4 separate regions of the Homo sapiens genome follow, and all the other regions are linked to region 3. The links are chromatin contacts, found by Hi-C in ENCODE. All regions are on one chromosome and are shown on one strand. The core of a region is the stretch at or near the end of the contact, and the rest is flanking DNA. Distances in the headings are between cores, read along the strand shown.

Evidence for each region. Hi-C counts contacts between places; a loop is a spot of excess contacts on that map. Pooled maps may share reads with other maps.
Region 1: a map of MCF 10A shows a loop between it and region 3 (8-fold over the local background). The contact joins two enhancer-like sites. A Hi-C loop is called at or near these places in 12 of 168 maps with a recorded cell type or tissue (CD4-positive, alpha-beta memory T cell, CD8-positive, alpha-beta T cell, IMR-90 and 7 more), 15 of 37 single-sample maps with no recorded cell type and 17 of 50 pooled maps.
Region 2: a pooled map shows a loop between it and region 3 (3-fold over the local background). The contact joins the promoter of CFAP44 here to the enhancer-like site in region 3. A Hi-C loop is called at or near these places in 1 of 37 single-sample maps with no recorded cell type and 8 of 50 pooled maps.
Region 4: a loop to region 3 is called in a map of B cell, with 25 times the contacts of the local background. The contact joins two enhancer-like sites. A Hi-C loop is called at or near these places in 4 of 168 maps with a recorded cell type or tissue (B cell, CD8-positive, alpha-beta T cell and naive thymus-derived CD4-positive, alpha-beta T cell) and 8 of 50 pooled maps.

What each region holds. Positions count from the first base shown.
Region 1 is chr3:113,497,222-113,500,036 of GRCh38, forward strand. It overlaps SPICE1 (spindle and centriole associated protein 1), which reads right to left. Exons shown (of 18, transcript NM_144718.4): 4 at 2,218-2,361. SPICE1-CFAP44 (SPICE1-CFAP44 readthrough (NMD candidate)) reads right to left here. Exons shown (of 52, transcript NR_183050.1): 4 at 2,218-2,361. Among named protein-coding and RNA genes, the nearest start is that of SPICE1, 17 kb to the right of the region's middle. Within about 2 kb of position 1,515, at least 3 of the 41 ENCODE cell types and tissues checked have a DNase peak (open chromatin) inside an H3K27ac peak, as active enhancers do.
Region 2 is chr3:113,440,153-113,443,002 of GRCh38, forward strand. It overlaps CFAP44 (cilia and flagella associated protein 44), which reads right to left and starts at 1,341. Exons shown (of 35, transcript NM_001164496.2): 1 at 1,301-1,341. SPICE1 (spindle and centriole associated protein 1) reads right to left here. Exons shown (of 18, transcript NM_144718.4): 18 at 2,566-2,850. It overlaps SPICE1-CFAP44 (SPICE1-CFAP44 readthrough (NMD candidate)), which reads right to left. Exons shown (of 52, transcript NR_183050.1): 20 at 1,301-1,502.
Region 3 is chr3:113,050,720-113,053,748 of GRCh38, forward strand. All of the region lies in intron 1 of NEPRO-AS1 (NEPRO antisense RNA 1), which reads left to right. LOLI1 (lncRNA oncogene in liver cancer 1) reads right to left here. Exons shown (of 3, transcript NR_189285.1): 3 at 194-986. Among named protein-coding and RNA genes, the nearest start is that of RMP64, 33 kb to the left of the region's middle. RefSeq lists an enhancer at 805-984. Within about 2 kb of position 1,277, at least 5 of the 41 ENCODE cell types and tissues checked have a DNase peak (open chromatin) inside an H3K27ac peak, as active enhancers do.
Region 4 is chr3:113,550,543-113,553,544 of GRCh38, forward strand. The region is part of intron 1 of SIDT1 (SID1 transmembrane family member 1); the gene reads left to right. Among named protein-coding and RNA genes, the nearest start is that of SIDT1, 19 kb to the left of the region's middle. Within about 2 kb of position 1,474, at least 3 of the 41 ENCODE cell types and tissues checked have a DNase peak (open chromatin) inside an H3K27ac peak, as active enhancers do.

The sequences.
Region 1 (2,815 bases), core at 265-2,764, 450 kb after region 3:
TCAGAGACAGAAGCTGTGTAATAAAGGACTGCAGAGTTCCCTACCAGCTACCACTTTCCTCTCAACTGTTTAATAAACAGAAACAAATTTGTTTGTTTAAAGCAAAACATATAGGAGGGTATTTTTTTATTTCCAGAAGCTTAAACTATACTCTAACACACAACCTAAGTGTTCACCAATAAAGCACAGGATAAATAAATTGTGGTACATCTATATGCTAATGGCCATCAAAAAGAAAAGGTAGATGTCTAAGCACTGACAGGAAATTATCCCAAGATATGCTGGTAGAGAGAAAATACCTGAATCCTGATGAGAGCTGAGGTGCTCAACCCCTGCAGCACATTCAAATTACATAGGAACTGTCTAAAAAACACCTACATGGGGCCACATCCTAGGTCAACTAAATCTGAATCTCTGGGTATAGAGTCCAGATATAGTTATATATATATGCATACATACATAGAGAGAGAGAGAGAGAAAGAGAGCTTTTTTTTTTTTTTTTTTTTTTGAGACAGAGTCTCACTCTGTTGCCCAGGCTGGAGTGCAGTGGCACAATCTCAGCTCACTGCAACCCGGATTCAAGCGATTCTCCTGCCTCAGCCTCCTGAGTAGCTGGGACTACAGGCACCTGCCACTGTACCCAGCTAATCTTTAGGGCTTTTTTTTTTTTTTGGTTTTGCTGTTGTTGTTTTTGAGACAGGCTGGAGTGCAATGGACCAATCTCGGCTCACTGCAACCTCCGCCTCCCAGGTTCAAGCAATTCTCCCACCTCAGCCTCCCAAGTAGCTGGGATTACAGGCACCCGCCATCATGCTCAGCTAATTTCTGTATTTTTGTAGAGATGGGGTTTCACCATGTTGGCCAGGCTGGTCTTGAACTCCTGACCTCAGGTGATCTGCCCGCCTTGGCCTCCCAAAATGCTGGGATTACAGGCATGAGCTGCCACACCCAGCTGTTATATATTTTTTTAATGGAGCTTCTTGACCCTGACTGATTCTAATGTGCAGTGAGAGTTGAGAACCACTATACTAGTGCCTGAGGCAGCAGATCTACAAAAAGAAGGCAAAGAAACATCACTCATCGTCTCTCACCACCCTTCTTTAAACACCTACTTCTACCACATCTATAACTTGTATGAGAAATTCAGGACATGAGCAGGAACCACTAGAGAAAGGAAAATAAGCCCAGAGTCTGATGCAATCCAAGCAGGCTGCCTTTTTTCGTGGTGAGATCTGTGTTTTTAGGCCTTTCACTGAGAATTACCCCATAACATTTAAATGTATGCGACTTGTCCAAGATCACCAAAAGATACTTACCTGTAAAGAAGCATTCTCTCAATCAAGCCACTGTTCTTTTCTCAAGCTCATGTAAACATTTATTTGGGAGATATTATTCTTCCTGATGATGTCTAAGACTGAGACTTTATTTCAATAAGAAGCCTAACAAATTCCTCAAAAGAAAATGTATGATTCAAAGCTGCCGTGAAAGGTCAGACAGCTAAGTGCTGTACATAAGCTTCAATATGAACAAGGAGCAACACTACAGACAAAGCACATTCCTTCACAATGACTTCAGCTCAAATTTAAAAAGGTTATTTGCTGTAGTTTCCTCTTATTTCCCATATTGTTTATCCCTACATATCTGATTACTTATCTGAACACCCCACGTCTGGCAAAAGGTTAAGCCAAAGACAAGTTGCTTATTACTCAGTTGGACAAGCATACAACATCATTTTTTTTTCAAAGTAACCTAACAGCACTGCTGTTAAACTGAGAAAAATAATTATAGCAGCTTATATATAAAAAGAGGAATAAGAAAAGATTGTGCTAATCACTTTACTGAGAAAAATTATTATAGCAGCTTATATACAAAAAGAGGAATAAGCAAAGATTGTGCTATTCACTTTGTAAGTATTATATCACTGAAATCTCATAGCAATACAAGCAAATAATAATTTTAAATATGAGAAAATTCAGGCTGAAAAGTTAAATAATTTACTTAGGGTCACACAGCTGGTAAGTAGTAGAACAGGAATTCAAACCACCAAACCAGACTCCAGTCACCACTCTGTTGCTTTTTTTGAAGTCCACATGTAGATTATTGAATAAGAATGCAGTGATTACTAGAGTCTCTCCAACGTGAATCAAATTGAAGAAAAACAAAGAACCCTATTTATCTCCTTTTTTTCTTTCTAACTCTAATGCAGTTTAGCATTACCTCCTTCATGATAGACAATCTTCTTTTCTCAAGATTTAAAGTTTCTGGTTTCTGCTTCCTCCATTTTCTCTTCAAAGCTTTTTCTTGGAGTTCCCAGTGTACTAATGCTCTATTCTTCGATTTGTGTATTTCATGACGGCGTACCTATACAGAAGAGAAAAGTACATAAAGGAATGTTTCAGACACAAAGAAGTTGCCTATTCAGATGATGAGATCACCTACTCTAGTTCATCACTTTTTAAACTTTTTCTGGTCCAATATGTGCATGTTTATATATATTCATAGCCAAAATTTTCAGTCCCCTAAATTTTCAAAAATGATCTTAAAGAAAGCAGTATATAGAACTGGTAAACCTACCTAAAAGATGTACAGAAAGAAATAATAATTTCTACTACTTTTCTGCAAGACTATCCAGCAAACTAGTGTTTTTCAAACCACAGGTTGGGACTCACTTAATGGATGATAAAATCAATTCATGGGTCAAAACCAGCATTTTTTTTTAACATACACATACACACATATACACACACTAACTGAGCACAATGTAAAAGGTACAAAATCCACCGAGTCATCTTTGGCAAAGACACACTCATTTCAT
Region 2 (2,850 bases), core at 91-2,590, 390 kb after region 3:
TCCCTGGTTCAAGCGATTCTCGTGCCTCAGCCTCCCGAGTAGCTGCGATTACAGGCGCACACCACCTCGCCCGGCTAATTTTTGTATTTTTAGTAGACGGGTTTCCCCATGTTGGCCAGACTTGTCTCGAACTCCTGACCTCAGGTGATCTACCCACCTCCGCCTCCCAAAGTGCTGGGATCACAGGCGTCAGCCACCGCGCACAGCCTATTATTATTATTTTTGAGACAAAGTCTTGCTATCCATTATTATTACTGTCATTATTTTACAGATGAGAAAGCAGCGTATTTACTCTGAATCCGTTCCTCTCACCCAATTCATGTAGATGATTTCCAAGTCCTGTTACTTGGTGTCCAGTGATTAAGCCTTTTGAATTCCTCCCCTCCCTTCATTCCTACTGTCCCTGCTGTCCCTCTGTAGTTCCAGTCCTCACTGTGTCTCACCTCTACCATTACTGTACCGTCATACTTTGTCTTCCCTTCTGTAACCCATTTTCTACACTATCGCTTGTATTTCTAAAACACAGCTTTTAATGTGTCACTCTTGCTTAAAACCTCTAATGGCTCATCACTGCTATCAAATAAGAGCTCAGATTCCTCGGTCTGGTGTAAAGGTCCCTTGTCAGAGGGTCTGTAGCTTATTGCAGCCCAGCTACAGTCACCCTCTCTCTCTCCCTAGCCTCCTTAGCCTTCTCCTCTCAAAGATTTTCATCAGTACGCACCCTTAGCAACTCATGATAGACTGGACACACTGAGCAGCACACATGTATGCGACTGTCTTTACCTATTATCCGACAAATATTTATGTGCACCTACTATGTGTCATGCATGTGCTAAGCACTTTACTTGTATTATCCTGTTTAATAATAACTCCATGAGGTCACATTATCACCTTTCTTTCTGGAGATGAGGAAGCCGAAGTGCAGAGGGCCCAGCGTGCCAAGCGTCGCACCCAGCTGAGCGCAGGGCAGGTGTCTCACTGGAGCGGGGAGCCCCAGCACCTTCCCAGCTGACTCGCTGCTGCTCTGACTTGGCCGGGTCTAAGCTGTGCTCCTGCTGCCTGGCTGGCTTCCGCCCGGTCAGACTGACAGGGTCTTGCAGGCAGGAACCGTGCACACAGTGTCTAGCTCCGAGCCTGAGAATACTCGTGGCTTCAAAAGTTTGCTGAGCTACCGCAGGGAGGACGAAGGCTATAACACTGGTCCAGCCTGAGAGAAGCCCAAGTGGGGTTCACTGCCCTCTGAGCCACAGATTTAAGGGGGAGGGTGTGGAAACTGCCGGCTGCTGAGGTCCAAACTCACCGAAGGTACTGACCGCCGCGGCTCCTCTCTTCACAGCGTCTGCCGGAGGCCTCCGTTTACTCCGGTTACCGAGACAACGCCACCCCTCTTCCAGGGAGGCGGAACCAGGGCGGGCCGTGGGGCGCATGCGCGGCCGGCGTCCAGCTCTCCGGGAACCCGGTACCTATCCGCCCTTTGGTCGGGCCTTCTCCGCCTCATGACACTGGTTCAAAGCCAAACAGAAAAGCCCGACGAGTTTATTATCCCCTAAAGGACGTCATGTAGATAATTAAATGACATGAATACCGTCGAAGATACCTGCCTGATATTCCAAAATGGCCCAACGGAGCCCTGATCGCGGCGTTCCTATGTTGAGGTTTTAACTTCGATTTTAAGAGGGGTCCTGGGAGATAGTAGGCAGCTTGCCGGCAACATCAACAACAAAGATACATCGTGGGATTTTTGTTATTTTTAAAACTATATTATCTCTGTTGGCTTTTAAGAGTAAATCAGGTTTTATGTTGTGGGTTTCTTGGTCGCAGCGCTCTGGGCACAAAAGTATAGGCCTCCCTTGACAGATTTCTAGGTTTAGCAGTTTGTTCAACCTCTCTGTAGTACTGTGGTCATATTGTTTTTTAAAGTACCTAGCCTAACGTTATTAGTTACCAAATACTTGTTTTAAAATGGTCATTCCAATATGTGACAAAGGACTTTGTATACAGAATGTATAAAGAACTCTTATAATTCAATAAGAAAAAACCACCCAATTTCTTAAATGGGCAAAGGATTTGAATACTTCACCAAATCAGATATATGTATGGCCAATAAGCACATGGATAGATGCTTAAAAGTAGTCATAAGGGAAATAGAAACCACAATACACATAACTCCACATCCACGTGAAGGGGTAAAACTTCAAAGATTGCTAACACCAAATGCAGAAGGATATGGAGCAACTGGAACTCGCATACACTGCTGTTGGGAATGTAAAATGGCATAACCACTTTGGAAAACTATTTGAGAGGTTTCTTCAAAAGTTAAACATACACAAAGTCATTCCACATCCAAGATAGTCTAGAGACTTGGGCAAAGTGGTTGCCTAGGACTTAGTGAGATGCACTGGAAAGAGACACAAGGAATCTTAGAAATGATAGAAATGCTGTGTCTTCATTGTGGTGGTAATTTCATGGGTATATACAACTGCCAAAAGCCAATAAACTGTTCTCTTTAAATGGATGTCATTTATTGTATATAAATTATTTGTCAATAAAATTGGCAAGAAAAAATTGCTATAATACAATTTGTGTTTATTAGTTTCCACAATGTTACACAAATACCATGCATTTATTTGCAATACTGAAATGTCCTCTTTAATCAAGATTTTCCAGGGCTTAAAAAAATGATTATCCTTGCTATTACTTATTAAATGGTATATCTAGGTGCCAGAAAAGATAGAAAACATAGGGTAAACTTATTTTTAAATAGCATGTTATTTATATTTTCAAATCATATGCCCAGCATGTTTTCTTTCAATCTCTAGACATCTTTTCAGGTGAAATACCTCTAAATTT
Region 3 (3,029 bases), core at 27-2,526:
GGGATAGCATTAGGAGATATACCTAATGCTAAATGACGAGTTAATGGGTGCAGCACACCAGCATGGCACATGTATACATATGTAACTAACCTGCACATTGTGCACATGTACCCTAAAACTTAAAGTATAATAATAATAAAATAAAAAAATAAAAAAAGAAGCCTCTCATTTGAATCAAAGACTCAGAAGGCATAAGACTAATACGTTTTATTTAAACTTCTGAAATGAATTTTGGTTTGGAATTAGATCTGAATATATAGGTCTAAACCCTAGTTTAGAGTCTTGAGTGTTTTAAGAATTAGAATTTTCCTGGGTCACATGCTGACTTTCACTTTCTGGAAATGTTTTAAAATGAGCGTACAAGAATTTTATAATGATCTCAAAATACACAAAATGATTGTTCACGAAAAGGAAGAGCAAGTGTGGAGAAATGAGAAACCAGTTCGCAGCAAACAGAAATAAAAAGGGGATGGAATTAAAACTTCTCTTGCTGAGAAATCAGATTCTCATAGAACAACCGTTCCAACTCCATTCATTTAGATGAACTCCGTTCATTTAGATAATAGCTTGAAGTGTAATTATTCCCCGTGGACCTTTGCGCTGACACTTCACAGCATTTGCCTCAGAGATCAGTCGTTATGGCTTGTTCAATACCCGTTTTCTCCACCAGAGGGCAGCAAGAGGCCGCACCAAGATTACTCTCTAAATGAGTCATTCTGGCTTCAGTGAGAAGCCACGTGGAGGAACCTACTACGTTGCAGCCCTCCTCTGCAAACCAAGATCCGCAACCTCAGACAGAATGGAGACAAATCGCCTTATCCCTGGCAGAAGATTTTCAGATAATCGGAGAAACGTCTCACAGGCAAATGCACATGATTTCAAGGCTTGCCCTCTGAAGAAGGAGTCAGTGGTGGTTTTGGACAGGAATGGCATCACTTAAATGTATTTTCAAGGAGCAGAGTCACCTGATGCTGAGAACGGCTAGACTAAAAAAAAAAAAAGAAAGAAAAAAAGTTGATAGGTACTCGAATGTGTTTTATCTGCGTTAAATACGAAATGCCCAAGAATGGGACTTGGAGAAAATGAAATCATTATTTCTACTCTTTGACAGCCTTGAGACAAAATTTCCAAGTCAAATTTATAAGGCCTCGGATTTGGTTGCTTGTTTTGCTTTCTTCTGTCTTGCCAGTTACCTCCTGAGAGTTGGGCAAAGATCAGTAAGATCCCTTTGCTGTGGCTGCCAGCAAGTCTGTGCCTGATTTGACGAGATTCTGAAAAGGTACCAGTGCCTCCTCCCTCCAAGGCCTCTCGTGGAACATAACACCCTAGAACTATGCCAAGAGACAGAGCCAAGCCACATTTCAGTGTCTGCTGCTGCACCAAGCTCTGAGCAGAGGCCATCTTTTCTGCTCAAGAAGTTGTTACTGAATTCTTTCAAGTGCTTGCTTTGGGGACAAAAATGATCAAGAAAGATAGTCTCTGTACAACCAACATTTCCAGGAAACCCATTATTTGTGCATTATCTGTATACTCACAAACACACATAAGCACATGCACACATGCCAAGACACAAAAAGTTTTCAGTTAAGAGAGTCATGTTCCTAAAAGCTTTATCTTTTACACCAGTATTTATTGCTGTCTATCTTCATAAGGTCTACTGTGGGAGATGCTGGCATAGAAAGAACTTTGCCTCAGGAATATACGAGAAAACATAATCAGGGCAGAAAGCAGAGGTATTCAAATAACAAGGTCCTAAAGTGTGTTGCAGCTGATACATGAACTCACATCTAACTCAGGTCAACTCTGGGATAAAAATGAGCATCGAACAGTCTCCTCCCACAAGTATGTAGGCACCATGAGAACAGCAATGTTTAGTTTCTTGTTCCATCCTAAGTGCCCGGAACATTTCTGATGCTCAATTAATGTTTGCCAAATAACAAAAACACTTAGGGAATGTACCATATCAGAGACAAACATACCGTCTCTCAGTAAGTCCCTCCAGCATTAACACAGATTGTGATTTCTTTAGGTTGACACTAGCTGAAGTAGTTGGCTTGGATTTAGGGGCCATGTTGTATGCATCGTTAACAACAATCATATCTAAAGGAGCAAGAAGCTCACCCAGGAGAAGTGTGTGGGCACAGATACTGGTGGAATGAATGGAAGACTCCCATCTAACGCTCTCTCAGGAGGGTTGCTGGATTTAGCAAATAAAAATACAAGGTATTCAGTTACATTTGAATTTCCGATAAATGAGTTTAGCATGGGACAAACTTATATTCAAAAATATTCATTATGTATCTGAAATTCAAAATGAACTTGGCCTCCTGTATTTTACCTGGCAAACCTACCATGGGGCATACACTTTCTGAGTGGAAAGGTGGGAGGATGGTCTGACTTTTTCAATTGTAACCTCTCTTTCTCTCTGGGCACATAGGTTGTATCCTTTTAACTTTAATGTATGAATGCCATTGTAGTATGATAATCACAGTGGATTCCATTTAATCCCATTAAGTGTGCCATCAGAAATCCCAGTATTTTGAAAATGTTCCCTGAGCTTAACGATTTGAGAACCACTAGTGTACAAACTTTAGTAAGCAGCCTTCTTTAATCTGAAGGAAGGGTGTGCCCTATAATCTTCTTCCTCCCCTTCACATTGGGAAATTATTTCTGGGCGGATACCTTTGTTCAAAAGGTTGAAAATAGGCTTAGATGGCACTGTATTTCCTAAGTAACTTCCTGCCAATTATCAACCTCTTCATTATAAAGTGGGTCTAATACCCCACTCAGGGGGTGACGCAGGGGTTCCTAATGGAAGAGTATGGGAAAAAAGGACTCAATTAAGTGATGATAATATGAACTCAACTTTTCCAACACAAATAAGGCTTAGAAAAAGTGATCCCCAGACTTCTGTTCAAAACATCTTGTATTAGTCCTGGACCACAGCCAGTCTTTCCTGAGAACCCACACCTAGCTGTGACTCTAAACAAGTGATGAGTTCCTAGTCACAGTCTTAAAGAGACCAGGTC
Region 4 (3,002 bases), core at 224-2,723, 500 kb after region 3:
GTCAATGAACTTATCTTTGTCAATTCTCTTTAGCTACAGAAATATAATTGGGCTTGCATTTGAGACTTTTTTTCTGGGTTTTTTTGTCCATCGCTAAAAGAAACATGTAAAAATCCTTTGAACCATAGGAAAGAGGTAGCTATATTTTAAGAATTCAAAAGACCTTTAAAAAAATTTTTTTAAGTTTTTTTCTTGAAATTTTATTTTATTTCTTTTTAAACTTTTATTTTAAGTTCAGGGGTATATGTGCAGGTTTGTTGTATAGGTGTCATGGGGCTTTGTTGTACAGATTATTTCATCACCCAGATTATTTTATCACTCAACTAAGACTAGTACCCATTAGTTATTTTTCCTGATCCTCTCTCTCCTCCCACCCTCCACCCTCCAGCAGGCCCCAATGTGTGTTGCTCCCCTCTATGTGTCCATGTGTTCTCATCATTTAGATTCCACTTATAAGTGAGAACATGCGGTATTTGGTTTTCTGTTCCTGTGTTAGTTTGCTAAGGATAATGGCCTCCAGCTCCATCCATGTCCCTGCAAAGGACATAATCTCATTCTCTTTTATGGCTGTGTAGTATTCCATGGTGCATATATACCACATTTTCTTTATCCAATCTATCATTGATTGACATTTAGGTTGATTCTATGTCTTTGCTATTGTGAATGGTGCTGCAGTGAACATATGCATGCAGATGTCTTTATAATAGAATGATTTACATTCCTTTGGGCATATACCCAGTAATGTGATTACTGGTTCGAATGGTATTTCTGTTTTGAGGTTCAAAGTACCTTTTAAATCTCCCAATCTCTTCCCACTTAACAAAGAAGAAAACTGAGAGTAAGTGATATAAATTACTTGCCCAAAATCATGTACTAGTTTGAAGCATAGCCAGGAATGTAACTCAAGTTCCCAAGGGTATTTCCTCAAGATAGTTGTACTAAATCACAAGATGTGCCCACGAGAGCACATCAGCTATGCTTATCAACAACAAAAATAATTTTTAAATATCATATTTTCACAGTCGTGTCTTTTGATCATGCAATTTAAGACTATGTCTGACTCCCTTACAATTACTGAAAACTGAAACAAGATTTTTTATTATCGTTTTCCCCCAACGAATTGTCCAGCCATCTGTTTGTCTGTGTACCAGGCAAGCTGGGTTGATACTAAGTAAAACTATAAAGTTGTCAAATTTTCTTTAGTGTTTCAAAGAGCCACAGCCTCCCATGAACCATGGTCTTACTCTGACTCCCTGTGGATCCCGGGGGTAAAGTTTTAGGGGTGTGTGTGTGTGTGTGTGTGTGTGTGTGTAGTGTGTGTGTTTTATTTTCATCAATGCTGGGTTCCTTCTTTGTGTCAGGAACAGGGCATCTTGGAGACCCGAGCAGTTGGCCTGTCTGTTACTTCAGGGAAGTGTTATTCCTGAGAACTGGTATTTCTGGGTCCCCACTAAGCCACCATGAAGATAAGCCATGACAAACAGGACTAACCGACTGTTTCTGTCCCTCTAGATTTAACTGCCCTTTTGTGAACAACGTGACTCACACCTATCTTAAATAAACGCCTACCTGGAGCATATGTTATGGGCCAAAAAGTTAACATTTGAGTGTCCACAGTTGTATTTTCTTCTTTTCTCCTGCCTTCTAAAAAATATCCTGTATTTGCGCTCCCTTTCTCTCCATATCACCTTCACCGGGGAGGAAGAATTATAGCTTTCTAAGAGTCAGACAATGTTCCTCTGGTTAACAAAGGGATAAGCATTGGAGGATAAGGAGGGAGACAAACAGTGGTGAGATCTAGGTGTGCAATGAAGATTTGGGGAGGTTTGTAGACAGGGAGACTCTAAAATGGCTGTGAGGTGTGAGTGACATGGACAGAAAAGGAAAGAGGACATAGGTTCGTGCAAGGGTCTTAGCTACAAACAACAGAAAGCAACTGGCAAATATAAGCAGGAAAAGAATTCATTAAAAAGATATCCAGTAGCTCACAAAAGTAAGTTACTGGGCTCAGACAACATTTCGGGACCAAGGGAGACTACGCTGCAGGAAATTATAGCAGCAGTCATGCCACAGGAATGGTTTGCTTGGGGTTCTTCCCCCACACCACTGCCTCCACTGCCACTAGATATGGTCACCCCTGGACCCCGCTGCTGTGGACCCTATTGATATCACCACTGCCAGTGAACTTGAAACTCTCCCTTCATTTTTGTGTCATTTACTCACAATTGAATGTACCAAATGGGCATATCCATCTACCCAAGCACAGGTCCTGTATCCGGCCCCTTTGACATCCATGGGCAGCCTTGCTTCCCGCAAAATTCACACAGTGGGTTGGAGGAGGAGTAGTTCCTCCAGAACATGCAAGGGTTTTGGATGCTGAGTAACCCCAAAACCAACCCCACCAAACATCTTCATGGAGGGAGCTGAAGCTGGGGCGTTTGTTAGAAACAACTTCGTGGGCCCAGACATAGGCAGGAACCAAGATGTGACAGGGGGAAAAGCTGGGGTGTTGCTGCCATCTACCTTCAACCATTAAAAGAGGAACATCTCCTCTGAGCATCAGAGTGAATTCAAGTGGCATAGATCATCTCTGCCACAATGTTCTTTCCACAATTAAAAATGGTTTTCTCTCTTAAACATGGCCTTCCCTGAAGTCCCTTCTGCTTGTCTCAAGAAGTTGTCTTTGAAGAGGAAGATGTTTGCAGATGATTGGTTTTGCTCATTTAGAAAGCAGTTTCCTTTAGGTAATCCTGACAAACACGTATTTAAAGTTATAAATGGCTCCAGTCTGGCAATAAATTATATCACAAAAATAAAAGGCTGGTAAGTGTCAGATCACAACACTTACAATCATAACAATAATTTTCTACTACTTTTCCATCTTCAGAGCATTAATTAAGTAGGCCCCAGAATAGCTCTAGAAGATACTTGCCTGCAATGTATAGAAATAAAATCCAGGGCATAGATACTTGAGATCTGCCTCAAACCAGAAAAATAATTAT